2 separate regions of the Homo sapiens genome follow, and region 2 is linked to region 1. Evidence: chromatin loops called from intact Hi-C (ENCODE). Cell type or tissue: OCI-LY7. All regions are shown on one strand. Links, peaks and the distances in the headings refer to the core of each region. The heading gives the core; the rest is flanking DNA.

Evidence for each region. Hi-C counts contacts between places; a loop is a spot of excess contacts. Peaks named below come from ENCODE experiments on the same cell type or tissue, not always from the same donor. Only the 100,000 strongest peaks of a DNase experiment are listed, where the experiment ranks them.
Region 2: a loop joins it to region 1, with 3 times the contacts of the local background. A loop is called at or near these places in 16 of 110 quality-filtered maps.

What each region holds. Positions count from the first base shown.
Region 1 is chr3:186,939,871-186,955,627 of GRCh38, reverse strand. The region is part of intron 1 of ST6GAL1 (ST6 beta-galactoside alpha-2,6-sialyltransferase 1); the gene reads right to left. Among named protein-coding and RNA genes, the nearest start is that of ST6GAL1, 17 kb to the right of the region's middle. RefSeq lists an enhancer at 13,704-14,205. In OCI-LY7, for the core only: no CTCF peak of the experiment used is centred there; DNase peaks (open chromatin) are centred at 7,707, 8,387 and 8,777; H3K4me3 peaks cover 1,920 bases; H3K27ac peaks cover 6,031 bases.
Region 2 is chr3:187,001,638-187,017,394 of GRCh38, reverse strand. The region is part of intron 2 of ST6GAL1 (ST6 beta-galactoside alpha-2,6-sialyltransferase 1); the gene reads right to left. Among named protein-coding and RNA genes, the nearest start is that of ST6GAL1, 79 kb to the right of the region's middle. RefSeq lists enhancers at 1,353-1,482, 1,513-1,562, 4,534-4,653. In OCI-LY7, for the core only: no CTCF peak of the experiment used is centred there; DNase peaks (open chromatin) are centred at 3,854, 4,444 and 5,244; H3K4me3 peaks cover 3,673 bases; H3K27ac peaks cover 7,266 bases.

The DNA.
Region 1 (15,757 bases), core at 3,920-11,919:
AGGAGGCTGAGGCAAGAGAATCGCTTGAACCCGGGAGGTGGAGGTTGCAATAAGCCAAGATCACACCACTGCACTCCAGCCTGGGTGACAAGAGTGACACTCCATCTCAAAAGAAAAGAAAAAAAAAAGAGAAGACACAAACAAATGGAAAAACATTCCGTGCTTGTGGATAGGAAGAATCAATATCATGAAAATGGCCATACCACCCAAAATAATTAATAGATTAAATGCTATTCCCATTAAACTACCATTGACATTCTTCACAGAATTAGAAAAAAAACTACTTTAAAATTCACATGGAACCAAAAAAGAGTCCATATAGCCAAGACAATCCTAAGCAAAAAGAACAAAGCTGGAGGCATCCAGCCACCTGAGTTCAAACTATACTACAACGCTACAGTAACCAAAACAGCATGGTACTAGTACAGAAACAGACACACAGACCAATGGGACAGCACAGAGATCTCAGAAATAAGACCACACATCTATAACCATCTGATCTTTGCCACACCTGACAAAAACTAGCAATGGGAAAAGGATTCCCTATTTAATAAATGGTGCTGGGAAAATTGGCTATCCATACACAGCAAATTGAAACTGGACCCATTCCTTATACCTTACCCAAAAATTAACTCAAGATGGATTAAAGACTTAAATGTAAAACCCAAAACTATAAAAACCCTAGAAGAAAATGTAGGCAATACCATTCAGGACATCAGCACAGGCAAAGATTTCAGGACAAAATCATCAAAAGCAATTACAACAAAAGCAGAAATTGACAAATGGGATCTGATTAAACTAAAGAGCTTCTGCACAACAAAAGAAACTATCATTAGAGTGAACAGACAGCCTACAGAACGGGAGAAAATTTTTGCAATCTAATCTATCCATTTGACAAAGCTCTAATATCCAGAATCTACAAGGAATTTAAACAAATTTGCAAGAAAAAAAAAACCCATTAAAAAGTGGGCAAAGGACATAAACAGACATTTCTCAAAATAAGACATTTATGTGGCCAACAAACATATGAAAAAATGCTCAACACCATGCATCATTAGAAAAATGCAAATCAAAACCACAAAAAGATACTATCTCATGCCAGTCAGAATGGCAATTAGTAAAGCCGTGAAACAACAGATGTTGGTGAGGCTATGAAGAAATAAGATCGCTTTTACACTGTTGGTGGGAATGTAAATTAGTTCAACCATTGTGGAAGACAGTGTGGTGAGTCCTCAAAGATCTAGAACCAGAAATACCATGTAACCCAGCAATCCCATTACTGAGTATATACTCAAAGGAATATAAATCCTTCTATTATAAAGATACATGCACGCATATGTTCATCGCAGCACTATTCACAATAGCAAAGATATGGAATCAACCCAAACGTCCATCAGTGATACACTGGATAAAGAAAATGTGGTACATATACACCACGGAATACTATGCAGCCATAAAAAGGAAAGAGATCATGTCCTTTGCAGGGACATGGATGGAGCTGGAAGCCATTATCCTCAGCAAACTAACACAGGAAGAGAAAATCAAACACCATATGTTCTCACTTATAAGTGGGAGCTAAACAATAAGAACACATGGACACAGGGAGGGGAACAACACACACTGGGGCCTGTCAGGGGGCCTGGGGGAGGGAGAGCATCAGGATAAATAGCTAATGCATGTGGGGCTTAATACCTAGGTGATGGGTTGATAGGGGCAGCAAACCACCATGGCACATGTTTACCTATGTAACAAACCTGCACATCCTACACATGTATCCTGGAACTTAAAATAAAATAAAATTAAAAAAAAAAAAAAAACCTCTCTGTGTCTCAGTTTCTTCATGTATAAATTTTGGGTTATTCCAACTAATTTTGAAATGTCATTGTGAGGATTTTGTTAAATTCAGCCAACAAATGTGGATTATGCCTATGATACCTGAGGCATTGCTCTGGGTCCTAAAGAAATAGCTGTGAGCAAAAGAGATAACATCCTTGCCCTCATGGAAGCAAGTTCCTAGTGAGAAAAGACACAGGGTAGTAACTCAGATGGCCACCTACGCTATTGAACAGCAACAAGGAAGGATAAAAGGGAGAGAGCCAAGTCGGTGGGAGGAGACAGGCAGGAGATTATAATCTTATATAAGGCTGTCAAATGGCCTGTTTGACAAGGTGACATCTAAATAGAAACCTGAAGAAGAGACGAAAACAATAGGATACATGAAGGAAGGTGTCCTGCCTGGAGGAAGCAGTGGAAAGGCTCTGAGACCAAAGTGTGCTTTATATCTGAGGAGTAGGCTCAGTGAGGTGAAGCAGAATGAAGCGGTGGAAAAGAGCAGGAGATGAAGTCTGCAGGGTCTGAAGGCTGGGTCACACAGAATCCTGTAGGCCTTTCTAAGCTCTGAGTAAAAGAGGAAGCCTTTCCTGGTTTTTGAGCGGAAGAATGACACATCACTACAGCTTTTAAAATGATCACTCTGGTTACTGTTTTGAGAACATACCACAGGAGCAAGACTACAAGCAGGAGGCTCAGTTGTGAAACGATTCTAAGAGAAAGAACAGGTCTTCTGTCCTGGACCAACATGAATTTGATGAATTAAGTAGTTGTTTCTTAATTTATTGTGAAAGCACAGCTGACATGGTTTGCTAACAGAGTGGGTGCAGCATGAGAGAAAGAGAATTTAGAATGACTCCAGAGTTTAAGCCCTAAAAGATGGAAAGATGAAATTGTTGTCCACTGAAATGAGGATGGCTCTTTTAGGGAGAAAAGCAGCAGTTCGATTTTGGGCTTGTCATATTTGAGATGTATATTAGATGTCTAAGGAAACTTGTCAAGTAGATGGTTGAATATCTGAGCATGGAACTCAGGGGAAAGGTGTGGGTTGGAAATATAAATTGAGGGTTGTCAGGAAATTGATGATATGAGATGGCCAGGGCATGAGGAGACAGAGAAGAGGCCAAGTCCAAGGGCCACTCCCAGAGGCACTCCACAGTGACCAAGTGAAAATGAGCCAACAGAGAAGCGCTTGAACCCGGGAGGCGGAGGTTGCAGTGAGCTGAGATCGCGCCACTGCACTCCAGCCTGGGTAAGAGAGTGAGACTCCATCTCAATAAAAATAAAAAAAGAAAAGAAAAGAAAAGAAAATGAGCCAAGAAAAGGAACTGAGAAGGAGAACCTAGTGAGAGAAGAGGAAAAGCAAAGACAGTGATGTTCCAGAAGCCAAGAGAAGAAACTATTTCAAGGAGGATGGAATGGTCAATTGTATCAAAAGTTGCTGATCAGTCAAGATAGGGACTGAGATCTGACCACTGGATTTGGCAAGAGAGGATACTGGTGAGCCTGACCGGTATGGTTTTGGTGGTGTGATGGGTACAAAAGACTGATCATGTTGAGTTTAAATGAGAATGAGAGAAGAGGGAGTGCAGGGTGCAAATGCAGACAACTCTCTCCAGGAGCATAAAAATTGGCACACCCCCTCCCTTTTCACCTCCTGCCGTGAGTAAAAGCTTCCTGAAGCCTCACCAGAAGATGATGTGGGTGCCATGCCTGTACAGCCTGCAGAATCATGAGCCAAATAAACCTCTTTTCTTTATAAATTACTCAGTCTCAGGTTTTCCTTTATAGCAAGGCAACATGGACTCATACAGTAGTACCCTTATAAAAGAGGCTCTGGAGAACTAGTGAGCCCTGTTAGCACATGAGGACACGGTGAAAAAGCACCATCCATAAATTAGGAAGCAAGCTCTCACCAGACGCCGAATCTGCTGGTGCCTTCAACTTGGACTTCCCAGCCTCCAGAACTATGAGCAATACATTTCTTTTGTTTATAAACCACCCTGTTTACGGTATTTTGTTATCACAGCCTGAATGGACTAAGACAAAAGGTATGAAAGTTTTCCTCCGACTGCCATTATTTTTTCAGGTAAGTTTAAAACAAGGTATCAACTGAGAGTATGGATAGGGAAGGTGTTAGAGACTTGAAGAGAGAGAAAAAGGTGCGAAACAGTCATCTAGATGACAGAGGAATGGTCATGCTTCTCAACTATCATTCATTGGAATTAACAGCACAGGTTAACAAAGAGATACTGGTGCCCAGGTCAACCTCACAAAGACTTTGATTTCGTTAGTTTGAGAGGAATTCAGGCAGCAATACGTGTTATAATTCCCACCAGTAACACTAATGACAGCCAGGGTTGAGAACCAATGGACCAACAAAATGAAGCGACATGGCCTACAACACCAATGTCCCCTTAAGAGTCATGGCCAAGAATTACGGCCTGGCGCAGTGGCTCATGCCTGTAATCCCAGCACTTTGGGAGGCCGATGTGGGCGGATTGCCTGAGGTCAGGAGTTCGAGACCAGCCTGACCAACATGGTGAAACCCTATCTCTACTAAAAATACAAAAAATGAGCGGGTCACGTTGGCAGGTGCCTGAAGCTGAGGCAGGAGAATCGCTTGAACCCAGGAGGCAGAGGCTGCACGCAGTGAACCGAGATCACGCCATAGCACTGCAGCCTGGGGGACAAAAACAAAACTCTGTCTCAAAAAAAATAAACAAAAAAGAATTAGAGTGGGACCATTCAGGATGACACTATGCTTTTCTACAGTCACACTCAGATTTGTGGAGTAGGTATGGTGTTCAAAGAGCTGGATTTAGCCAGGGCTAAATGAGATACTTGTAAAGCATATAGCATGCCCAGACATGGTAAGAGTTCAGTAAATGAAAGCTTCTACGTTTGTTTTTATCACCACCTAGGTGACACACAACATGCATGCAGCAAATAAAATCCTGTTTTTATCTCATCCAAATGATTCACCCAATCATATCATATCACAGAACTTTAGAGTCATTTGTGAATAACTAAAACCACAAATGTATATCCTTAACTATCAAGGTGGTCTTCTCCGGTTCTTTTTATTTGACACTGAGCACTGCATAAAGGGTCAGTGGACTTCCCAGAAATCACAGAAGTCACAGGTCACCCCTCCTCCCACCTACCTGCTGTCTGAATTTGATAACAACCGCTTTGTACCATTTTGTGAAGCCCCTCCATCCACATGACCTGGAGCCTGCACTTTAGTGAGCTCTGCCTTTGCAGTTCCTGCCTGGTAATCTGTCCCACTCCCTCTGAGGAGGCCCACTCCTGCTCCTAGCCCTAAGCCTGGAGCCCAGATACCTATGGAGAGATCACTGGGATGACAAGTGCCACCTCAACACCCTCTCCCCCAGTCAGGCCTGGCTGGATTCCTGCCCATGTAAAACCACCTGCTGGAAAATGACTGCAGACTCTATCCTGACCCAAACTGAGTAGGATCAAATGCCAGCAGAGAGGGGGAAGCCCGAGGGCTCACCTGTCCAGGGAGCCTCCACTGTTAGCTCTGCCCTCCCTTATGAGTGGATCCAATGCTGCCCCCGCCCCAACTGCCTGGCAGATTCTTCTTCATTCTTTTAAAGCCTTTGAGGATATCATCTCTTTTTCTGGCCTTCTCTGCCCCTGCCTCCAGCTCCCTCCACAGCTTGTGCAACTTGCTTTCCTTTGTGCCCCCTTCCACAGGCCTGGCTCTCCTCCTAGATGGAGAGCTCCTCCAGGGAGAGGCTGTATCTCATTTCTCTTTCTATTCACAGCCCCTAGCAAAGTGGCCCATCAGGTGGACAATAACTGAGAATAACCGTTCACATGTGCTGTGATATTGAAAATAACCACGATTTATTGGTCTCCAACCATGTGCCCAAAACTAGGTTAGGCACTACCTCTAGGACTCACACCAATGCTACAAGGCAGAAAGGATGAATATAGACTAAGACAGGAAACTGAGGACCAGAGAGGCCAAGCTGCCAAGCTTGCACACCTGAGAAGTGGCATATCTGGAATTTAAACCCAAGTCTGTCTGGCTACAAAGCATGTGGTTTTTTTTCCGAATGATAAGGTCTTTCTGAGGAAGGTGACATTGCAAACGGTAGTTAACAGGGAAGGCAGTGAGTTGCCTCCAAGCCCTCCTACTGTGAGTCACTGGATCTGGCTGGGGAGACAAGGGCAGGACTCTTCAAGTACAGAAGGATTCCCTGTGAGACGCCTTTGGTTCATCTCCTCCTGGCCAGTTTTTTCCCCTCATCCAAATTTGCAGCCCAGAATAAGATGTTCATTGTGAAAAGCAAAAAAGGAGCCGTCACAAGCCCTCTGGCAGGAATCATCTTCTGGGGATTCATTCCTCACACTGTCAGCCACCACCTCCAGCTCAGGCCCAAGGCCAGCCTCCTCCCAGAACCAGCACTGTGCAGTCCACAAAGGCAATCCCTGAGGCAGACTCTTAGGTAACTGATAACTCAGCCTGGCTGCCACGTCACAGCTCCCTAGCTGCCTTCTTCCCTCTCTCACCTGGAACAAATTCCTATGACCCTGGTTCCCAAAATAAGACAAGAAGAACAAGGTCCCAAGCTTGACTCTCCTCCAGGGCTCAGATCCATGAACCATCCCAGAGAATTTTCCCTCTTTCACCCGCCTGCTTGGCTTTTATTTCCAAGGCTAGAATTGGCAGGTAGGAAAAATGACTCTCTGGTGGAGCAGGAGGGCCCACTACAGCCTCACGGGCTTCCCACCACGGGCTACTGCAAATTCACTGCCTGCTGTCACACCTTGATCTTACCGAGAGAACACCCACTCAACTCACTGGTGGCTGGATGTGTTCTTACCTCAGTGGACAAACAGGAGCATCGCGGGAGCTGAGCTCATTCCATGAGGACTCCTAAGGGCTGGGCAGGATACTGGGCCCAGGGCTGTGCAGAGAAACCAGTCATCATCCCCACCATCCAGGATGTCAAGGTCTAACATAGCAAATTTCACATAGCATAGTGAGCATGGCACAAGAGATCGGAGGTCTTCTCTCTCCTTTGTGGGCCATGAATTTGAGGGGGCTCCTCCGGAACTGAGGCTGGCTGGAGCTGAGGCTGAGCCAAAGGTGTTGGTATAGCAGAGAGACCAGTGAGATAAGGAAGAAACGGATCTCTTCAGCGATATGGAATAGCCTGGGTCTCTCTCCAACGACCACATACACACACAGACACACACACACACACACACACACACACACACACACACACACTAGAGTTTCTGAACCCCCAAGAGCATACCAGGCCCCAGCCCACACCCTACAACCATCCTGATCCTTCCCGGAGCAAACGTCAGGTGCCTCCAGCCACACTAGCTCAGAGCAGAGGTCTGGCTGCCCGCCCAGTTTGATAAGTGTTGTCAGAAGCCCAATTTCTTTGAGGTCAGGGCCTTGCTTTGTCCTCATCGGTACTTCTGGAGAATAAAGCTGGCCACCGAAGTCCCCTGACAACCCTATCCTTCCTGGTCCCTCTTTCAGACCACTGGCGTCTACCAGACATGGCAGGGCCTGCCGGCGTGGCAGCTCCAACATTCATTCCTGTAGCTTGGCACGTCTGGAACAGCCTCCTCCACCCTCACCAAGCTGTTGACAGCCATCCCGACGCAACTCTGGCCCAGAAATTCCCCAGCAACCAGGAAGGCAGGCAAGAGCGGATTCTCACCCAGGCAGGGAGAGAGCCAGACACACTCCCTGCCTCCTCCCTCCCTCACTCTCTGCTGCCTTTCATTACAGCCTCCAGCTGGTTAACTGAGTCAGGGAAGCAGTTTCTTGCCTGTTGACCAGGTTGTTTGTGTCAACCCTGTAGGGGCTGTGTCTATGACTGTGAACATTTTCACAGACACCTGTGGGTGCTTGAACAGATGTATGCTCTCAGCAGAGCAAGGGGTGTGTCCGCAATAACAAACCCTTCTGTGTGCCTCTTTCAAACTGTCTCATCCTTAACGTCTATGATCTAATTTGAACATAAAAACTAATCTCAGGCTAGGCAGTGGCACAATTATTATCCCCTTCTATAGGCAAGGAAATTAGGGTTCTGATTAAGTAGCCTGGGGCCACACGGCTGCTGGATGGTGGAGTCTGGACCATCATGTAGGCTCTTATATTTACCTAAAAATTTACCTACAAAATTTACATCTAAACCATGTTTTATTTTATAGGTAAATGTAAATAATAATAAATACCAATCTAAACATAAACGTAAATGTATAAAATAGACTTACTTATAAAATATTTACCTATACAATTATTTTTACATTTTGTGTTTCATAAAGGTGGCTGATTCCGGTCTCTGTGCACCACAAATCATAGCACAATAGAAAAACCATGGGCATGGCTGTGCAGGCAGCACAGGGAGCTCAAATCAGTCTCACCACCATGCGCCTCTGGGCAGATAAACATCACTATTTTTTAATGCTCACCTTCTCTGTACCATTGCACTTTTCGTGTATGTGCTGCTGAAGCAAGCACAGATCTCTCACCCTTAACTTCAGTTCCCTCATGTGTACAGTAGAGATAATTGTACCTGTGCTATAGGGTTGTTGGGCAACCTAGAGATATCTACGTGTAGTATCTAGTGTGCTGTGCACACTGTATTAACAGCAGCCATGTTTTCCTTCATCCTTGCTTCTCCAACCACGAACCACCAACAAACTGCTCCCAGTAACCCCAGACATGCCAACGCCCCTTCATCCCCAGGCCTGTGTTCCTGCTGCCCCCAGGCCAGAAAGGTCCTTTCTCCCATTCTCCACCTATCAAAACTCCATCGGTCTCCTGGGTGAAACCTTTTCCATTGTCGTGTGGGCCCCAATCCCCAGCTGTCCATCTGATTGATAACGTATTTTGTTCTGCCTAGAGTGAGGTGTTTGCATAACTGACTCTCAAATCCCCCACAGTGTTCATCCATCTGTATCTCCGTTCCCACTCTTCACTCCCCAGGAACCAGTTTTTAATGGTGCCTTTCAGAATAGCTTCAGTGGTCTGATTTAAGTAAGACTAGTTCATTATTTATAAAATGTCAATCAATATGCAAAACTATATAGAGCTAAAAATCACCCAAGAGCCCTCTATCCAGGAAAAAATAAATGAATTAGTATCATTCCTCAAGTCTCTATATCTGTATATGGATAGAAGTGTGAAAGATGGAAGAAAGCATGCGTGAAAGGATAGATGGGGATTGCTTTACACAATAGCTGTTTTGGGTCAGGAGCAGTGGCTCAGACCTGTAATCCCAACACTTTCGGAGGCCGGCGGGAGGATCACTTGAACCCGGGAGATCGAGTCTACAGTGAGCAGTGACCGCGCCACTGCACTCCAGCCTAGGTGACAGAATGAGACACTGTCTCAAAAAATAATAATAATAAGTTTTTTAAAAGTAAAATAAAATAGCTAATTTTATTATTTTATTTTATAAGGAAAAGGAACACTTTTTTTTTTTGAAATGGAATCTCACTCTGTCGCCCAGGCTAGAGTGGCACGACCTCAGCTCACTGCAACCTCCGCTTCCTGGGTTCAAGCCACTCTTCTGCCTCAGCCCCACCGAGCAGCCGAGATTACAGGCGCCCGCCACCATGCCCAGTACAAAATAATTTTTGTATTTTTCGTAGAGACGGGGTTTCACCATGTTGGTTAGGCTGGGCTCGAACTCCTGACCTCAGGTGATCCACCCGCTTGGCCTCCCAAAGTGCTGGGATTACAGGCATGAGCCACCGCGCCCGGCCAGAAAAGGTACCCTTCTTTTTTTTTTTTTTTTTTTTGACGGAGTCTTGCTCTGTCACCCAAGCTGGAGTGCAGTGGCGCGATCTCGGCTCACTGCAAGCTCCGCCTCCCAGGTTCACACCATTCTCCTGCCTCAGCCTCCCAAGTAGCTGAGACTGCAGGTGCCCACCACCACGCCTGGCTAATTTTTTTGTATTTTTTTTTGGTAGAGACAGGGTTTCACTGTGTTAGCCAGGATGGTCTCGATCTCCTGATCTCGTGATCCACCCGCCTTGGCCTCCCAAAGTGCTGAGATTACAGGCATGAGCCACCGTGCCCAGCCGGAAAAGGTACACTTCTAATTAAAGTTAGCACTTAACATCTCCTCACGTCTCCCCTAACCCCCTATTTCTGGTATATTCTTTCTACTTCCTCACATTCTGTTCCTTAGTCCTCACTGCCCATCCCTGCCCCTGCTTAGCTTTGCTTCTCTATTTGAACGGATTAAGAGTTCACCAATTGACCTTCCACTATGCCTTCTAAGTATGTTTGTCGATTAATCTTTTTCTTCCTCAAGTGGGTTTCCTGAGAAGGCCTCTTCAGTGCTAGATTCCCTAAATTCTTGCAAGTGTGAGGATGTCTGCCTGACATACTTGCAAAGTAATTTGAGTGTAAAATTCTTCAGTCCCATTGCCTTTGCCCCAGAACTCTGTAAACAATTTTTTTTTTTTTTTTTTAAATAGAGACAGGGTCTTGCTCTTTCACCCAGCCCAGAGCACAGTGGCACAATCATAGCTCACTGCAGCCCCGAGCTCCTGGGCAAGGGATCCTCCCACATCAGTCTTCCAAGTAGCTAGGACTACAGGCATGCACTACCACACCCAGCTGATGATTTTCATTAGGGTCTCGCTATGTTGCCCAAGCTGGTCTCAAACTTCTGGCCTCAAGCGATCCGCAGGCTTCTGCCTCCCAAAGTGCTAGGATTTTAGGCATGAGCCACCTCACCTGGCCTCTGTAAACCTGTTCAGTCATGTCTGAGACCAACATGACTTCCCTTAAAGCAGATACTAGTTGATCCCAATATCCAGGTTTTCCTTTCAGTAGTAGAAAGCTTTCCCCAAAACTGAGTTTTAAGAAGGCATATGGCCTCTCAGCTGGAGACTTTTTCCCAGAGTTACTTACAGCCAGGTGTGTCTATCTATGTGACTAAGTCTTGGCCAATGGAATATGAGCAAAAGCGACGAGTGCCTCCGCAGACTCTCCAATTACCCTTTTGAAGGCCCACCTTTGTATGATCTTTAGATCTCTGATTTAAGTGCGTTATCTTTTTTCTCAGCATAGGCTGTGATTTTCCTCAAGCCTTCCTTCTCTGTTAGCAATTTCATTTTCAACAGATTCTGTTATGTTTCCTGGTAACTTTTTCTGTAATGACATTGTTTTTATCCCCAATGTCTTCCTTGGCTCTGTAATTACCTTTTTTATTTCATTGAGTAGTTTCATCATCTTGTCTTTGGGATCCAATTAATTAGTTTTCAATAATCTTGATTTTGCATGAATGAATTCCCCATACTGCCTCTCCTACCCGAGAGCCAACTCTAACCCAGGAATTATCTTGGAGGATGGGGAGAATAGGCAAAAGATGTCCCATTCACCATTAAGTGAGACAATAATTTTGCTCATATGTTATGCCCTCCACCTTCCCAACTCCTACTCATCCTTAAAGGGACAGCTCAAGGCCCATTACCCCACGTTCCTCCAGCCAGCTGTGATTGTTCCTGTTCCAGTCCCCAAAGTGTTTCTCCAAACTAAAGGATTCGCAGGCACTACCTGGGCTCACAAATAAACCTGGATCTTTTGAGAAACGAGATGAATCTTCTCCCTCTTCACACGTGGTTGGGCACATAAAGATTTTATTTGAAGACTTCTGGATTACTGATTGGCTGGATAAAAAGGAAGGTGAACCCTAGAACCAAGACTCAGAAAACCTGTCAACATCAGACCCACTAGTCCCAATTTAACAAAAAGTTGGGTAACACCATGAGGCAGGTTGAAAGAAGAGGATTCGGCAAGGGATGTTGTCCTTGAAACATTAAAAGAGAGGGAACAATCGTCTTAGCCAGCAAGCCAGACTTTCACAGCCTGCCTCTGCAGGCACTGAAGTGGAGGCTGAGACATGGGCTCTGGAGGCAAGCAGGCCTATGTTCAAGACCACGCAACTCAACACACTCACGGTCTGACTTTGAGCAAGTCACTGAATCTCCTTCAACCTTTGTTTCCTCGCCTATTAATCTGAGATAATAGGCCGGGCATGGTGGCTCATGCCTGTAATCCCAGCACTTTGGGAGGCTGAGGCGGGCGGATCACGAGGTCAGGAGTTTGAGACCAGCCTGACCAACATGGTGAAACCCCATGTCTACTAAAAATACAAAAATTAGCCAGGCATGGTAGTGTGTACCTGTAATCCCAGCTACTCAGGAGGCTGAGACAGGGGAATGGCTTGAACCCGGGAGGCGGAGGTTGCAGTGAGCCGAGATCGCACCACTGCACTCCAGCCTGAGCAAGAGCGAGACTCCGTCTAAAAATAAATAAATAAAATAAAATAAAAAATTGAGATAATAATAGTGTATGCAGTGTTATGAAAATTCTATTAAATAACACATGTAATGGTTCCAGCCTCAAGTCCCGCCACTTCATGCCTCATGCATTTCTCTCCAGGAATATCAACCTGCTAGTGTTTCCCTGACATATACAATGAGCCATTTCTCACCCTCAAATCTTTGCTCCTGCAGCCTTCCCCTGCCTCAAAAATGCTCATTTCCCAGAGGCTAACAGCTACTACTTTCTAAGACACAGCTTGTGTGTTGCCTCTTCCAGAAATCTTTCCCAAACTTACTGGATCTTCTTCCCATCATCTGTGCACACCCAAATCATAATATTTATCACACTATATTGTAATTAATATGTGCATATCTGCCTTCAACTAAGCTCTGGAAGCAACAGACTATGGGGATTATTTGGATCTATGTTCTAAAAATGAGCACTGCAGTCCCGGCACAGTGGCTCACACCTGTGATCCCAGCACTTTGGGAGGCCGAGGTCGGTGGATCACCTGAGGTGAGCAGTTTGAGACCAGCCTGGCCAACACGGCGAAACCTCATCTCTACTAAAAATACAAAAATTAGCTGGGCGTAGTGGTGGGCACCTGAAACTTTAGATGAGTTTCTAGCCCTTTCTGAAGCTTGGTTTTCTTATTTGCAAAATGGAGCTAATGATACCGACACAGCAGATCTTCCTGTGATGATTGGATGAGAGAACACACAACATGCCTAATCAGGGCCAGGCACACAGCAAAAGCCCAGAAGATGGTAAATTTTGCCACGTTTCCTTCACCAGACTTGGTTAAGACTTAAGTCAAAACATTCTTCTTCACTTGCAGGAAAGAAAGGGATCAGCCTTAAACACGGTGGGTGCCCTCGATTCCAGCACAGAGGACCATCGAGAGGTTGTAAAGGGTACAGCATTCCTAAAATTAAAGCTGGAAGCTCGGCACTGTACTAAGGAAAACTCCATCAACCAACAGACGGATGCAGATTTACAAAGACTGCAATGAAAAAACTTACAACCATCCTCCTGGGACATGCAGTTCTTTTCCAGGTGCCAGATTTCCTGATCATCTAAAGTGTACGTAAGGTATTTATTCCTGTGGAAATAATTTAAGAATACAAGGTCAAAGGGAGCTGAAGCCAAGGACAGAACAGGGAGAGAGTTGCCAAGATCCAAGGGAAACAAGGCTTAAGCCTCCTTTGATGGCTTCCATCTTATTCCACCTTTTCAGAGCAGGTGAAAACTACTTCACTACATTGTCTATAACTTGTCCCACCCCTTTAGTTCTAGTTTGCACCTTTCTGCTTCTTGCCCCATAGTCACAGACTCTCAAAGCTGCAGGGGGCCTAAGTGGCCATTGAGGTCAACCCCTCTGCAATGCAGAAGTCCTCTGATGGCAAACAAGTTTACTTGCAACTTTTTTTTTTTTTTTGAGACGGAGTCTTGCTCTGTCGCCTAGGATGGAGTGCAGTGGCATGATCTCGGCTCACTGCAAGCTCGGCCTCCTGGGTTCACGCCATTGTCCTGCCTCCGCCTCCCGAGTAGCTGGGACTACAGCCACCCACAACCACGCCGGGCTAATTTTTTGTATTTTTAGTAGAGACGGGGTTTCACTGTGTTAGCTAGGATGGTCTCTATCTCCTGACCTCATGATCCGCCTGCCTCGGCCTCCCAAAGTGCTGGGATTACAGGCATGAGCCACCGTGCCCAGCCTACTTGCAACTTTTGCTTGGATCACTTTATAACACGGCAGTGGCTTCCTTGTAACACAGCTTGTTCCATTGTTGGGTAGCTCCGTTAAGTCAGTTCTTCCTTATTTGTTTTCCTGCAACTCTTTCCCCTCCTCACCCCCCGCCCATCTTGCTTCTCCCGTCTGCAGCAGCCACTCAGTGTGACTGTAATGAAGTGTGATTTCTTCCGCATGAAAAGGATGCCTCTTATTTTTATCTCTTGCAGACTAGAAAGTCCTAGTTTCCACATTTATTCCACCTCCGATATGTTGTCCTAAGCCACTGTCATCCAAGTAGCCAATTTCTGGGTGTGCATCATTTTATCACTCTCTGGAGGGGACCCAGGGAAGCATAACACTCCAGGTAGGTTTGAACAACCAGACAAAGTACAATATAACTGTAACAATTCCTCCTCCAGAGCCCGAGATCAAACACTCCTTTTCTTCAGTTCTCTCTCCTCCCTCCCTACCACTTAAGTGCCAGTTCTCCCACGAGGTCCTGTTCCTGACCCTGAGACCAGAAACAAACTTGGAAGGCCCAAGGATGGTGGGAAGGGGAGGGGAACGTGATGACGCAGCTCAGTGTTTGCACTTGAAGCTGAGGACACCAAACCAGGCAGGCTATCTCCAAAAATAACCTTCCATGCAAACAGCCTCTTGGTAGCTTCCTGAGAGCCCTTCAATTCAGCTTTCCAGAGTGCAGACCCCAGTGTTTCTGTGCCCACTCTCTCACCATCCTTTCCAGAACTTGATGGACTAGGTTCATTTAACCCACTGACATTTACAACCATCTCTCCATATGTTTGAGGTCTAAAAACACTTAGAAATATATTTTTATGGGAATACATAAATGTCCATCAACAGAAGATTGGTAAGGTAAACACATTCAAAATATAGAATGCAATGCAGCTATGAAAAAAAAAAAAAAAAACACTGACATGGGAAGACCTCCAATACACACAGTAAAATGAACAAGGCAAGTTTGTAAATGGACTAGTATAATGCCAGGAATGTCCGATCTTTTGGCTTCCCTGGGCCCACACTGGAAGAATTATCTTGGGCCACACATAAAATACACTAACACTAATGATAGCTGATGAGATTAAAGAAAAAAGAAAAACACAAAAAAACGCATAATTTTTAAAGAAAGTTTACGAATTTGTGTTGGGCCGCATTCAAAGCCATCCTGGGCTACATGCGGCCCCCACGCCACGGGTTGAACAAGTTTGATTGTAATCCATCTACTGAGTTTTAAAAATGTATTTGCATATAGCCACAAATACATATATAAATGTGTACAAAGGGGTTAGAAGGACAGACATCAAACTGCAAACAGTAGTCATTGCAAAGAGAAGTGGAATGAGGGAGGAATGGCATAAGCTGAGGGGTTAATTTTTTACCCCATTTGAATACTCTAAAAAAAAAACCATTTCATTTATTATTTATGTGAAGAAGCCTCCCAGTCTTACATGTATGTTTCATTTGATAATCTCAGAGCTGGAAGGGGCTGCACAGGGCTGAGAGTTGATTCTCTGAGGTGGCATACCCAGGGTGGCATGCATTTGTCCAAGGTCACAGAGCTAGCCACCAACAGCCAGAGACCACAAGTCACAGTCCAGGTCTTGAAATAATGGGTGTCCCAGTGGATTAAGGAGAGGACTTTGACTTGATTACTAAATCGGATCGACTTTCCTATTTTATTTGAGTCAAAAATTCCTACTTGGGTGTAACAGCAAGTTAGAGGAGACCAAGAATCATCAAAGTCAGAGGTAGAAAAGGGACCCTGTCTTCCCATAGATGGGGTGTGAGAGAGGGCCTGCTACCAAGGACTGGGACCTTCTCTA
Region 2 (15,757 bases), core at 1,982-9,981, 64 kb before region 1:
TCACCTAGGAAGCATTTTTAAAATATAGATGCCTGATATTACCCTCAGTAGCTTCTGATGTAATGGATCCAGACCAATAAACATCAGAATAGTTTGGAAGAATGTAAAAGTTCACAGAGGGTTTCCTTGGGCAGAATGGGAGAGGCCAGGCCTTTCCTGGGAAGGGAAGGGCAACACCAGTTCAGCCTAGGGTAGACATAGTTAATGAGTCAACACACGGCTCAAGCATTTAAAGTCCCCAGTTAACCCAGCCTCCTCCACAACCTAGGAAGTCTGTTGCCCAATAACAGCTCAGAGTTACTGAGGAAATGGCAGGGCCACAGCTTCAATCCAGGGCCCCAGGAATTTCAGGCTACACTGTCATCAACTCTGTCCTCCTGGACTCAAAGGGGATCGCCTGTTATGAAGAATTCACATTGATTAGTAGGCCAAAGTGAGTCAGTACTGCTGGAGAAAGAGCTAATCACCCTTGCATTGAGGTGGGCCTTTCACTTCTGTCTCCTCCCCACGTGGTGATCTTGTCTTGTCTTTGGTCACCAAATGAAGAGGCAGCAACACGGCTGCAGCTCAATCTCTTGGGCAAAGGGGCTGCTACCCTCTGAGCAATCCCAGGCCAAGGCCAGAACTCAACTTCTGCTCTTGGCCCACATCATTGCCTCCTGGGAGGCAGGGGCTGGTTCTCTGGGGGTTTTCACATTTGCTTCCTCCTTACCACACCTGAAGAACATTTTATATCTGCACTTTCTGGGTGCTTAATGGAGCATGTTGACCAACGTTTGGACATTTTTCTTTGGGGGACAGATCCACAGAAGTCATCACTCAATGGTTCATCTCAACCTCGAACTGCCTCCCGCATTACTCTTTCCCTTCACTTTAGGTCCCCAAAGGCAGCCCCAGATCCAGCCCATGTCCCTGGAGGAAGCTTCTCAGATCCTGCAGTGAGGAGTCCTCCACCAGTGTCGACTTCCACTCACACTCCTGACATGCACACACACTCTCCTGCACTCCCGCACTCTTCTCCAGGTGCTGCGTGTGGGAAACTTATTTTTCCAGTCAGAAAAATAAGATTATATCCCTTCTCTGTCTCCTTTTTAGCACTGCCAAGCACAGGATAGGCAAGTGGCGCTTGATGAATAGAATGTCTGGCTGGCATCCACCGCGGGGGCTTGTGGTGTGTGTTGGGGTGGAAGATGGTTATTTTGTAAACAAGAAAATGGTTTTAGACAGGAACTGAAATCATCAACAAGCATGAAGCACCTGCTGGGTCTGCGGCTCTGTACAGAAAGAAAGGAAGGATGAAAAGTGACTGTGATTGCCTCCTAGGGGGTTCCCACGTGCCAGGCACTGTGCCAGGTCTGGACATCCGACAGCTCATTCAATCTCACCACAGTCCTCCAAAGCCGGTACCGTGTTATCCTTTCCATCTCACAGATAAGAAACCTGAATCTCAAAGAAGTTAAAGGACTTCTGCTAGTAAATGGCAGGGCCAAGGTTTGAACCCAGAACTGTCTGAATCCAAGACTGTACTCTTTTATTTATTTTTATTTTTTTTTCCTGAGACAAGTTGTCACTGTGTCACCCAGGCTGGAATGCAGTGGCTCAATCACAGCTCACTGCAGCCTCGACCTCCCAGCCTCCACCAATCCTCCCACCTCAGCCTCCCAAGTAGCTGGGACTCCAGGCACACACCACGACACCCATCTAATTTTTGTAATTTTTTGTAGAAACAGGTTTCATCACATTGCCCAGGCTGGTCTTGAACCCCCTGGGCTCAACCAGTCCACCCACCTCGGCCTCCCAAAGTGCTGGGATTACAGGCGTGAGCTGCTGCACCCAGGAAAGACTGCACTCTTAATGCCTGTACTAAGATGATCATCTTGTTTGACCTGTGACTCTTTCAGCCAAAGCCATGCCCACCTAACCCTGGAATTTCAGTGATTTTCAGTGAATGTGCAAGGTCCCAAGCCCAGAGCACACTTAGGATGCTGGACACTTAGCATTTTATCTCATTGAATCCTCCAGCAGCCCTGGATCATTGCTAATATTATAGTTGACCCTTGGTATTTACAGAATCAACATTTGGGATTTTTACTTTTGAGAATAACTCCGAAGGTCCTAGACATGAAACAGCCTAAGTCTGCTAAGGAGTAATTATGAAGTGCGTGCAGTAAGAAGCACACAGGGGCCAGTCCCTTCGTACGCAAGAGAGTTCACACTCAGGCTGGAACCCAGTGTGCAGGGGATGCTGTACCCTCCATGTATTAGGAAGTGACAGAAATACCTGTTGGCTTGTGAATTATGGCTCCCAGAGAAACAAAATTGCTAGTCCATGTTAGGGAGAATTTACACTCAGTGATGAATTTCCTTTAACAAATTTAGAAATCCCTACTGCCTTTTATTCGTGGAATCAATAAGGAAGAAATCACTTAGATTTTCAGGTGTGCTTGATTGTATTTACGGTGTAAGGGGGAATTATGTGCTCTGGTGGCATGTGTGTGATTTTGTCATGTGTCAAGCAAGAACAAAATGCCTCCTCTTAGGCTACTGTACACAATAAATGAGATCCTGGCAACAATGACCATAAGGATGTTGATTTGAGAATTGGCAAAGATCTCAGGAAAAGTCACTCGAGAACATCAACATTTTGACACACTGTGTTAACATTTTATAGATGAAGGAACCGCAAATGGGAGAGGCCAGATGTCTTGCCCAGGAATGTATTGCAATCATGCCAGTGCCCTTCCCTCCCCACAACCCATAAGCAAGTCCTCAAAACAGTCCCAACTCCTGCATGCTGACCAAGCACAGAATGTGGACTTAGGAGGATGGAGATGTAAGAAGCAGGCCCAAAGAAGGAACAGAGCTGCCCCTGGGCTGCCTGCCCTCCCCACACCTCACCCCAGTGCTGGCCTGGGAAAGGCAGAGCTGTGAAGTTGCCTGTTTTGACCACATCCATCCAGGTCAATCAATTCAATCAAGAGGCTGGTAACTGGGAGCTCAAAACGGTGGGCCCAGAAAAAACTAAAGGGGACCAAAGACCAAGACTGAGAAGGCAAAAGACCCTCAGACAAGGCTCAGTTTGGAGGAATGGTGCTGAATTTCATTTGCACCAAGACTTGGAGTCAGACAAATCTAGATTTGGATCCCGGCTTTATTATTAATCAGCATGCAATTTTAGGCAAATTACATGACAGTCGGGGTCTCAGTTTCCTCATCTGTAAAATGTGTGCAAAAGCACCTACTTCACAGGACTGCAGTGAGGGTTAGAAGTAAGGATTGTGCAGTGCCTGGCACATGCCAGGTGCTTAATAAATGAGAGCTGGCAAACCTGTACCTGCCAGGAAGCAGGGGAGGAGGGTCAGAAGGCTGAGGCCCGGCTTGACCGCTGTTGGGTGTGAAAAGTCTTCATTTTCAAGGATGAGATGAAATTTTCCGGAGTGTCATGAATCAGTATTTATCTTTGGCTAAACACGAGACCTTGATGTTCATCTCAACAAAACCAGTATTTGCGGCCGGGTGCGGTGGCTCATGCCTGTAATCCCAGCACGTTGGGAGGCCAAGGTGGGAGGATCACCTGAGGTCGGGAGTCAGAGACCAGCCTGGCCAACATGGTCAAACCCCGTCTCTACTAAAAATACAAAAATTAGTCAGGCGTGGTGGCGCACATCTGTAATCCCAGCTACTCAGGAGGCTGAGGCACGAGAATAGCTTGAACCCAGGAGGTGGAAGTCGCAGTGAGCTGAGATTGCATCACTGCACTCCAGCCTGGGTGACAGAGGGTGACCCTGTCTCAAAAACAAAAACAAAACAAAACAATAGTTGCCACTTTTAGTGTTAGCTATTTCAAACACTGCTCCACAGCAAAGAGAATAGGAACGTGGGACCCTCGTGGGAGGCAGGGTCAAGGGTGTGTCACTGTGAAGACTGAACTAATAGAAAAAGCCTGAAACCAGGGCACAGATGTGAGGTCCTCCAGCTCTCCAACCAAATCACTGTGTGTCCTCAGAAAAGTCACTTATCTTCTCTGAGTCTCTGTTTCCTCATGTGAAAAAAGGGCTTAATAGTCCCTATTTCACAGAGTTATGGGAAAGCACAGGGGAAGTAATAGATGGGAGAAGGCTTTAAACTGTGCAGAGGAAATGTTTGTTATTTTAAGTCTCTCCAGACAGTGCTGTTATTTCATCACTTCTATAGAGCCATAAGAAATAAGGCTTACAGATTAAGTCAGCTCCCATTTTAAAGAGGAAAAAGAAACAGTGTTCAAGAAACACTTAAGACGCTAAAGGTCTCCTCCATTATGAATTGAAGTCTTCGTGACTGGTACAGAATCATTTTTGTGTGATCATCAAGATGAAAACACAACATTGTTAAATTCTCCCTGAGCCCTTCCACCTCACCCCTGCCAGCCCTCTGCAGCCCCTGCCTGGTGGAGAAGATTTGCTTTCATTTCCACAGAGCAGGTGCTCACGGCCTGACATAGGAAACGCTGGTAGACCCGACGACTCACAGTGAAGCCTGCTGACTTCCCTGGATTTCCCCTCCATTTGGAAAACAGGCCAAACTCACCGCACCTCCCACCCTCATGCTTAGACCTCTTGCACTGAATGTGCTCAGGGGAAGAAAACAGGAAATCACTGAGATGGTCCCAGAGAGAAATCACAGGCAGGCTGGCAGCCCTACGGCCTGGCACCCAGTCTTGATTTCAGGAGAAATGGCTCTGTGCCCGATCAGCAGCACCCTTGCTCAGGACTGAGAGAGTGTGGTGGGGTTTTCTGGCCTCATCTGTTAGCCTGGGCCCAGAAGCACTAATTGCTTGGTGTTCAAATAACCTTAAAAAGTGCAGCTGGGCGAGGTGGCTCTTGCCTGTAATCCCAGCACTTTGGGAGGCTGAGGTGGATGGATCACAAGGTCAGGAGTTCAAGACCAGCCTGACCAATATTGAAACCCCGTCTGTACTGGAAATATAAAAATGAGCTGGGTATGGTGGCGCACGCCTGTTATCCCAGCTACTCAGGAGGCTGAGGCAGGAGAATCACTTGAACCTGGGGGGCGGAGCTTGCAGTGAGCCGAGATCGTGCCACTGCACTCCAGCCTGGGAGACAGAGCAGGACCCTGTCTCAAAAAAAGAAAAAAAAAATGAAAAAAAATGCAGTAAATACAGACAAAGCACTCCCGCTTCTCTCTTGGTCTGCGAGCAGACAGTTTATTGAGAGCCACAGTTCCCGTTTCTGTTTTGGCTGCTCTCAACCTTCTGAAAGAGGTGGCAGATGTGTAGCAAGAGCACGACTAACATAGATGACCGGAGCCTGGGCAAACAGTGAGTGGGGAGGAAGATGTGAGTCCTGGGGAAAGGGCAATAAATTGAGGCAGAGACCATAGCTTGGCTAGGTTGCCCTGGAAAGAGAGCGTTCCAGGTCTGAATCCTGCTCCAGAGAGTAAGATGAGACAATGTCAAACAAACCCTCCCGAAATTCAACCCAGTCCTCCGAATCAAGTACTGCAAGGTGCATTTCCACTGAATCAAATAAATACCATTAGCAATTTGAATTAGTTCCCTAAGATGACCCAATTCCCTAACATGAATTTCCTGGCCTGTGATAGCTGCCTTCATGCCCAGCAGGGCATGGAAGATACAGAAATAAAATTTTACAGAAATAAAATAGGTAAAAAAGTTAAAAGGATAAATGGTTACAGGAGCCTGGAAGAATAAAAGGTAAAGAATTAATGACGCAGATACCAGCAGCAGTTCCTGCAAGGGGCCTTCCCTGTGTGAAGGAACCCAGCTCTGAGCTCCTTGCCGCCTCTGAAAAAGAGCAGGAGGTTGTTTCACATCCTGAGCCTCAGCTTCCCAAGGACAACAAAAGCTACCATTTTCAGAATGACCATTGCACCCCAGGCATTTTCTCTATAAATGTCTATTACTTCACAGTTCATGATTGCACTGATTTCTTCAGTAAAAAATCTGAGGGTCAGAAAAATAAAGGTACAAAATCAGTAACTAGTAAGTTGTAGAGCCAGGATTTGAATCTGGGATCTGTCTGTGTTTGCCTCTCATCTTCAAAGTGAAGAACGAGGAAGAGAAAATAAATCCTTTTTCTCCGGGCACGGTGGCTCACGCCTGTAATCCCAGCACTTTGGGAGGCCGAAGTGGGCGGATCACTTGAGGTCAGTAGTTCGAGACCGGCCTGGCCAACATGGTGAAACCCTATCCCTACTAAAAATACAAAAATTTGCCGGGCATGGTGGCATATGCCTGTAATCCCAGCTACTCAGGAGGCTGAGGCAAGCGAATCACTTGAACCTGGGAAGCAGAGGTCACACTGTTGTACTTGACCAAGTTAGAGAAAACGCCACACTTTGAGACGAATTAAGAGTCTGTTTATTTAGCCGGCGGCCAAGAGACAGCTAACGCTCAAAGTTCTCTCGGCCCCGAAGAAGGGGCTAGATTTTCTTTTATACTTTGGTTTAGAAAGGGGAGGGGGGTCTAGTTAAAACAATTTTACAGAAATAAAATAGGTAAAAAAGTTAAAAGGATGAATGGTTACAGGAAAGTAAACAGTTCCAGGTGCAGGGGCTTTAAGACTATTACAAGGTGATAGACGCGGGGCTTTGGGCGTTATCAATCAGACTAATTCCTGGGAATTGCAGATATTGCTCGCCACAGTATCTTATCAGTTAACTGCATTCTTGGATGTGCTGGGAGTCAGCTTGCACAAGTTAAGTCCCTGAGGAAGGGGCTGCCAGTGAAAGAGCCAAGATGGAGTCTGTCTGGCTCTCTTAGCTAAGGGAGAGTCAATTCAGGTGGAAACAAGGCTAGGTGATTAAAGGAAAAGGGAGAGTCTAAAAACAGGGTTAGTAAAAACAAGGTTGGGCATTACACCACCACTGCACTCCAGCCTGGACAACTCCATCTCAAAAAATAAATAAATCATTTTTCTTCTACTCTTGTCTCTGCCTCCTCCCTAAACGGGTGGGAACCAATTCAGTGACAGGCTGGGGATTCAATGTCACTGGAAATAAAAGAAATTCAATTAAAATAATAACATACACTTTCCCCCACCAAATTAATAGACTAAAAAATTACAATAGAGCTGACAAGGTCACTTTTAAGTAACTCATGGAAAAATAACATGGAACGTCTTCTCTGAAGGACAATTTGATTAAATATATCAAAGCATTAAAAATGACCATTCTCTTTTAACCCAGTAATTCCATCTCAAAAAAAGAAGTATTCAGAGAAGCAAAGACTGCAGTTTTATGTCAGCCCATGAATAACCTGAAATAACCTCAATTCCCAAGAGGACAATTTAACTTGTCCTCTTCCTTTAAAGAGGACAAGTTAAATATGTTATGAAATGTCCACACAAAGGGTTATAATTTTTTCTTTTTTTAGATGGAGTCTCGCTCTGTTGCCCAGGCTGGAGTGCAGTGGCGTGATCTCGGCTCACCGCAACCTCCGACTCCCGGGTTCAAGCGATTCTCCTGCCTCGGCCTCCTGAGTAGCTGGGATTACAGGTGCCCACCACCACGCCTGGCTAATTATTGTATTTTTTAGTAGAGACGGGGTTTCAGCATCTTGGCCAGGGTGGTCTTGAACTCCTGACCTCATGATCCACCCGCCTCAGCCTACCAAAGTGCTGGGATTATAGCCGTGAGTCACCATGCCCAGCCACAATGGGTCACGATTGAACAATTAAAAATAAATTCATAAACATTTCTTACAGTTTTTACTTTTAAAACATTTATTCACTTACTTATTTTTAGAGACCGGGTCTCACTCTGTCACCCAGGCTGGAGGACAGTGGCACAGTGATAGCTCACTGCAGCCTTGAGCTCCTGGGCTCAGGCCATCCTCCCTCCTCAGCCTCCCAAGTAGCTAGGACTACAGGCACACACCACCACACTCAGATAAAGTTTTAAAATAAAAAATTGCACTCATAGAAAACTATAGAAAGTAGCAATAATGAACCACCATGTATCCGTTACCTAGCATCAACAATTATCAATTCAGGGTCAATAATGTTTTATTCATAGCCACCTATCCCTAAGTATTTTAAGTAAATCCCAGACATATCATTCCATCCATAAACATGTAATTATGTACCTTTAAAAAAATACGACCATAGTACCATTAAAAATAATTTAAAAACTTAAAAGTTTTTTTAATTATTGACTTTTTAACAAAACAGGAAAATGCTCACAATATAGATTGAATAAATAAAGAATATTATAAAACTATATACTACATAATCTTAGTTGAAAGAAAAAGGGAGGAAGAAAGAGGGGAGGTAAGGAAGCAAAGAAGAAAAGAAGGGAGGGAGGGTGGGCAATTTCACAAATAGAATCAAAGCATTAAAAATGTCCATCTTCTTTTAATTCAGTAATTCTATCTCCAAAAAAGAATTATCAGAAATGCTGCCAAAGACTGTAGTTTGACTTCAGTCCATGCATAACCTGAAACAACCTCAAATCCCAACAAAAAGGAATATTTAAATATGTTATGAAATGTCCACATGAAAGGAAGAGACAGAGAGAGAAAAACCAAAAAAGAAAAAGAGAAACGCATATTCACAGAAAAAAAAGACTTAAAGGAAATAAATCTAAAATATCGCCAGTAGTTTGTAGTTACCCATGTCATGAGATTTATGTTTGTGTGTATTTTTATCAAGGGGAATGTATTAGATATTTATTATTTCTCCTGCTCTTCTTTTGTTCCTCAAGTTTTAACTTTTCCTCTAGTACAGCTTCCCTTCAGGTTGAAAAACTTCCATTAGTATTTCTTTAAGAGGAGAGCTCCTGGAAATGAAGCCTCTTGGTTTTCCATCACCTGAAAATATCTCTATTTTGCTTTCACTCCCAAAGAATATTTTTTCTGGATATAAAATTCTGGGTGGATAGTTTTTTTGTTCTTCCAGCATTCTAAAGACGGGGTTTCACTGTCTTCGTCTTTGGCCACCATGGTTTTGGATGAGAAATGGACAGTCATTCGAATAGGTTTCTTCCTTCCTTCCTTCCTTCCTTTCCTTTTCTCTTTTTTCTTTCTTTCTCTCTTTCTTGAGTCCTTCCTTTCTTCTCTTTTCTTCCTTCCCTTTTCTTACGTATAATGTGTCATATTTTAATGCTCTTAATGTTTTTTAATCCTTGGTTTTTAGAAGTTTTCTTATGAGGTGGCTGAGGAGTTGTTATTAAATGTATCCTGTTTGAAATTACTGAGATTCTTCAATTTGTGAAGATACGTTTTTCTTTAAATTTGAAACTATTTCAGCCACTCTTTCTCCAAATATTTTTTTCTGCACCAGTATTTTTCTTTTTACCTTCTGAGATGGAATGCCAATACCAAGAAGTTTCAGCCTTTTGACATTGTCCCACAGTACCATGAAAGGCTTTTCATTTTTCTCCAATTTTTTTTTGTTTCATAATGTATATTTCATTGTGTATACTTTCTATTGATCTACCTTCAGGTTCACTGACTCTTTTCTCTGTTATATTTATTCCGCTACTGGGCCCATATCATCTTTTCAGGTCTAAAATTTCTATCTGATTATTCTGCAGTTTCTAGTTCTCTGCTGAGAACTTCTATCTTTCCTAATTTCAAGAACTTTCTAATTTCAAGAGTGGAGAATGGTCATACCTACTTTATTTGTCTAATAATTTCACGATCTAAGTCATTTCAGTGTTACTGCCTATTGAACTGTCTTTTCCTTTGAGTACTGTTTAGATTTTCCAGGTTGTTTTGATATTGAGTAAATTTGAATTGTATCCTGGATTTTTTAATATGTTGTGAGACTCTGAATCCTGTTAAAAATCATCTGAAAAATGTTTGTTTGTTTGTTTGTTTTACCAGGAAATTAATCCACTTAGGTTCAGACTGAAAGTACTGTCTCACTTTTTATGAGTGTTAGCTCCAGTGTCAGATCAGTTTTCAAAGCTTTTGGTATGCCATTTGAGTCAATCTGTCACATGCTCCATTCAAGAGTTTGTCTGGGACTTGGGTGGTTGTTAATATCATAGTTAGATTCTCAAAACCTCTTCTGTGCCTCCTGGGTCTGTTCCATGCATGCACACCTTGTAGTGTGCCCAGGACTTTTGTCAGTCCAATTTGTGGATCCCTTTTTCCACCTCTCTCCTCTCAGGGATTTCCTCACACTCTCTGGCTTCCAGTGGCTTTTCCCCCCTGCTTCCTCTAGTTAGAAAGATGGAGTTATCTCGGACTCTTAGCTTTCCACACTGTTCTGCAAATCCATGTTCATCGTGAGTCATTGTTCAAGTTTTGAACCCAGTACTCTGCCTGCCTGCTATTACTTTTCAGAGTTTTCATGTGGTTTTTTGCATCCTATTCAGCTTTCTGTTGTAAACATTGGTAGAGATTGTGGTTGGATTATTTCATCTTGGCTGTACTAGCAACTCATCCTTCTCAGCAATTTACTTCTCATCCATGTTTCAAAACTCCACTAAAATACCACTTCCTTCTAAGAAGCCATCCTTTTTCTCCCAGCTAGAAAACTTTCCTCTTCCTCTCATTAGGGAAGAAAGGGATTTGGCAATCTTGAGAATAAAACTTAAAGCCAAATTTTTTTCACGATTCTCTTTGTTCAAACATCTGAGTCTAAGGAGATGACTGGAATGAAATCAAACTTAATCAAGAAGCACAATGGTGGTTAAAAGTGGACTTTGGGGCCAGATTGCCAAAATTCCAGCTCTGCTAATTGCTAGATGTGTGACCTTAGACAAATCACTTACTTCTTTTTACCTCAGTTTCCTCATCTATGAAATTAATAATAATAATACTTACCACATAGAATTATTATGAAGATTAAGTGAGTTAATAGTTGTAAAGCACCTAGAAAAATGCCACACTGTAGGTGATTACTATGAATCTCTCACAGGTTGCCGTAACTCTACAGATGAGAGAACCCTATGCAGGGAAAAGGGGAAAGGAGCACACAGGGAATTGGCTCTATTTTCACCTCTTCCTATGTCCTGAAAGTGACCATAATTTTTGTTTTGATAAATACTTGAAAAAGCCCAATTTGTGTTCTGTGTAGATCTGAGAAGTCATGTGGCAGAGTGGGGACATGATTACATGAGGTAGGTTAGATCTGGCTTCCAGACTGGCTCTCCTTTGGGTCTAGGTTTTATGTTCTAAATCAGACCACAGAGGTAGACTGGTCTATCTACAAGGAGCCGACGGAATGATCTCTGTAAGAGGCAAATGGAACTGGGCCATTTCTCAGTTTATCCTCCAATGGTTCCCTGAAACACAGATAAAATATAAATTCCTTAGGCTGTCCCAGAAGACTAGTGACTTTTGCTGCTGCTGCTATCTGTAACCTCATTTCCTGCCACTCCCCAACAGCCCTCACATTGCAGCCATACTGAACTCAGGTTGGCTCACCCCACTTGCACCACTTCCCTCATCCTCAAGGTCAGATATCCCCCCACCATCTTGTCAAAGATGCCTATGTCTCCTCTTCCATGCAAGTTACTGAAGGGCTTTCCCAGACTCCCCAGGACCCTGTTGGTCGGTCCTTCCCTTCTGTGTGCTCCCACAGCCCTCTGACCATATTCTAGTAGCACTTTCTGGTTGACAGTAATCAATTATTTTATAGGTCCCTCTCTCCCTCGATACACCAGTGTTTTTCAAAATACGTATTATTTTACATCAGTGGATCTCAAAAGCAATTTGGGCACAAGGACCAGGTTTTTAAAAAGAGAATAAACAAGATTTTAAAATATCAGAATCCACTGCATGTAATAAGAGAAAGTAGAGCTTCATGAAACTTTTGTCTCAAATAGATCATTAGAAAGATGGATGACAGATGCCGGGCGCCGTGGCTCATGCCTGTAATCCCAGCACTTTGGGAGGCCGAGGCGGGCAGATCACGAGGTCAGGAGATCGAGACCATCCTGGCTAACACGGTGAAACCCCATCTCTACTAAAAAATACAAAAGTTAGCCGGGCATGGTGGCGGGCACCTGTAGTCCCAGCTACCGGGGAGGCTGAGGCAAGAGAATGGCATGAACCCGGGAGGTGGAGCTTGCACTGAGCCGAGATCGCGCCACTGCACTCCAGCCTGGGCGAAACAGCGAAGACTCCGTCTCAAAAAAAAAAAAAAAAAAAAAAAGAAAAAGAAAAAGAAACATGGATGACAGATAATGAACCCCACAGACCCATGACCAGTTTCAGTATTATCAACTCATGGTCAGTCCTGTTTTGTGTATACCCCACTTACGCCTACATCCCTAGATTTTGAAACAAATCCTGAACTCATCATTTCATTAATAAATGTTTCAATATATAAAAACCTTAAAAAAGAAAGACCTAAAAAAAAAACTGCAATACCATAAAATGTACTTCTTATTGATGGTGGCAGTCAAAAACGTTTGTAAGACTTAGAAGCTCCTAGGGAGAGATGCCACCTCATTTATCTCTGCATTTTCATGCCCTGGCACTCAATAAGTGCTGAGTAATGAAAGGAAGAAGAGGAGAAAGAGAAAGGATAGAAGATAGAAAGGTTGTAAAAGGGAGAAGAAAGAAAGATGATTTCTTCTCTTTTAGCTTTGAATCATCTTGAAGTATTTTCAATCAATTTCTCTAAAGGAAAGAAACACCAATTTAGCTTCCTCATCAATAATTAATTCCTGAATAAGTAAGGTTTCTGTATTTGTTGTTTTCTCTCTGGGATGTCACATATGACTGTACAAGTTGTTCACTGCATAATGGCATCTGGTACTGGCTGAAAGGGCATCCTTTCTTAATAGCACGAAAGTGCCGTATAAGCTAACAGGACATCATTCTCGCTCCCGACTCTAGTGTATTACATATTGCTACCTTGGTCCACTCTGCTGTTTTCTTCCCTTCCTCCTACACTGCCTATGGAGGCTACAAGCAGGAGATTCTTCCTGGGCACCTGGAGGTATCTTCTCAGTAATGCTTATAAAAGGCCATCTTTCTATAGAAAAACTTTGGTATCAGAAGCAGGACCTCTCTCTTAGGAAAAGTCCTGGGCTCTGGGGCTGGCTCTGCCACTTGCTAGTCATAGGACTTTCAGATAGTCTCCCTGTGTTAGTCTGTTCTTCCATTGCTATAAATACCTGAGATTGGGTAATTTACAGAGAAAGGAGATTTAATTGGCTCACAGCTCTGCAGGCTGCACAAGCATGGTGCCAGCATCTGCTCACTTGCCGGGGAGGCCTCAGGGAGCTTTTAGTTATGGTGGAAGGTGAAGCAGAAGCAGGCACATCACATGGCGAAAGCAAAAGCAAGAGGCAGTGGTGGGGAAGGTGCTACACACTTTGAAACAACCAGATCTCATGAGAACTCACTGTTGTGAGGACAGCTCCAAGCCATGAAAGATCCACACCCATGACCCAAACACCTCCCAGCAGGCCCCACCTCCAGCACTGGGGGTTACATTTCAACATGAGATTTGGTGGGGACATATATTCAAACCACATCAATCCCTGAGGCCACATTTCCTTGTATGAAAGTAGAAATAATAGCTCTTCTGTCTCTTTCTAAGAACCCTTACGAGGACCAAAGGAAAAAAAAATGTTTTGGCAATAATAAAGTAGCATAGGGATGTAAGGAATATTTTATTAATGATGTATGGTTATGTCCAGAATGGTAGTTCCTAAACTTCACTGCTGTCTGACGGATTTTCAATTATCCTTCTCCTAAAAATTCTCCATTATAATTCTTCAAAAGCAAAATTTCACAAATCATTGGAAAATATATCTTATATACTGTTTACAGTAGCAAAGTATCCAATGCCAAGAAGCAAATTTAATTAAAGATAGGCAAGACTTTTTACTGAAAACTACAAAACACTAGTGAGAGCAATAAAAGATCTAAATAAATGGAGGATATATACCATGCTGATCAACTGAAAGATTCAATTTTGTTAAAATGTCAATTTTCCCCCAAATTGATGGTGATGGCTGATTTTATGTGTCAACTGGACTGCGCCACAGAGTACCCAGATATTTAGTCAAATATTCTGGGTGTTTCAATGAGGTTGTTTTGGATAAAATTAGCACTGGAATCAGCAGGCTGAGTACAGCAGATTGCCCCCTCTCTAACGGTGGGCCTTATCCAATCGGTTAAAGGCCTGAATACAGTAAAACAGGCTGACCTTCCCACAGGTAAGAGGGAGCTCCTCCTGTCTGACTGCCTTGAGCTGGGGCATTGTTTTTGCTGTTGTTGTTTTGGTTTGGTTTGGTTTTGGGGTTTTTTTCCCCCTGCCTTTGGACTCAAACTGAAAGGCCTTAGGCCAACTGGCATTTGCACTAGAACTACGCCATTGGCTTTCCCTGGTTCTCAGGCCTTTGGACTCAGACTGGAACTGCACCATTGCTGCTCCTGGGCCTCCACCTTGCCAGTCGCAGATCTTGGTAATTGTCAGTTTCCATAATTGCATAAGCCATTGTTTTATTTCTCTTACTAATGTTTTATATTCTTCAGTAAAATGTCTTGCCTATCTTTAATTAAACTTGCTTCTTGCATTTGATATTTTGCTACCGTAAATAGTATACAAAATATACTTTCTAATAATTTGTGAACCTGTGCTTTTAAAGAATTATAATGGAGAATTTTCTGGGTAAGGGTAATTATGCACACACACATACATGCTATTGATTCAGAATCATCTGAATCAAGGGACATTTCAGAACCCTTTCTGCTGATACGCCCAGAGTTGAGATTTTACCCAGAAACAGAAACAGACAAATCACACAACTTTCCTCACCCCAAATCCTAAGCAAAGGTAATTGGCACAGACAGGAATTGATGAGATGTTGGCAGAGAGGAGATGCTTAGCGGCAAGAAAGCCACAATGAACCTCCCAGCCAATGCCTCACAGAGTGCAAGGCCATGTAAAAAATGAGGGAAAGAAGTCCTTGGCATTTTCCAGACATAATGACTACATTGACTTTTCCTGAGGGAAAGTTGGACAGACCAGGGAGAGGAATGAGCTGTGCTCAAGGGTCTTTTGGGTCATTTCTTTGCATTTCCTAAAGAATATGTTTTTTACCTTATCATGTAGACAACTTTGATCTGTGCTGCTGAGCATAAAGAAACATTTGATAGCTTCCATAAACCTGACAGTTTGACACTAAGTGTGGGAGGGAAATCACTAAACTAATAAGTATATGAAATATCATCCCTTCTTTGTGGAATTATGAGCTCATTCATCTCCAAAACAAAATTACATTAAAAGCTTCAGACACACGAAAATGTTGATTTGCCTCCCATTTGTTTCAAGATGGCCTTAAACCTAGAATGTGGACTTAAAAATACACCATAACAGAAAATATGGTCAGATCTAACAGCTAATTACAACACCAATATAAGGCAACAAAGCTCTCTCTTTGGTAGAGTAGAAAATAAAGCTAAAAACATTGTTTGTTTGTTTTGTTTTTGGGTTTTTTTTTTTTTTTTGAGACAAAGTCTCACTCTGTTGTCCAGGCTGGAGTGCAGTGGCGTGATCTCGGCTCACTGCAACCTCCGCCTCCCGGGTTCAAGCAATTCTCCTGCCTCAGCCTCCTGAGTAGCTGGGATTACAGGCGCGCGCCACCACACCCGGCTAATTTTTGTATTTTTAGTAGAGACGGGGTTTCACCATGTTGACCAGGCTGGTCTCAAACTCCTGACCTCGTGATCTGCCCGCCTGGGCCTCCCAAAGTGCTGAGATTACAGGAGTGAGCCACTGAGCCCGGCCGTTTGTTTGTTTTTCATTACATATATGGTGGGCCCTTT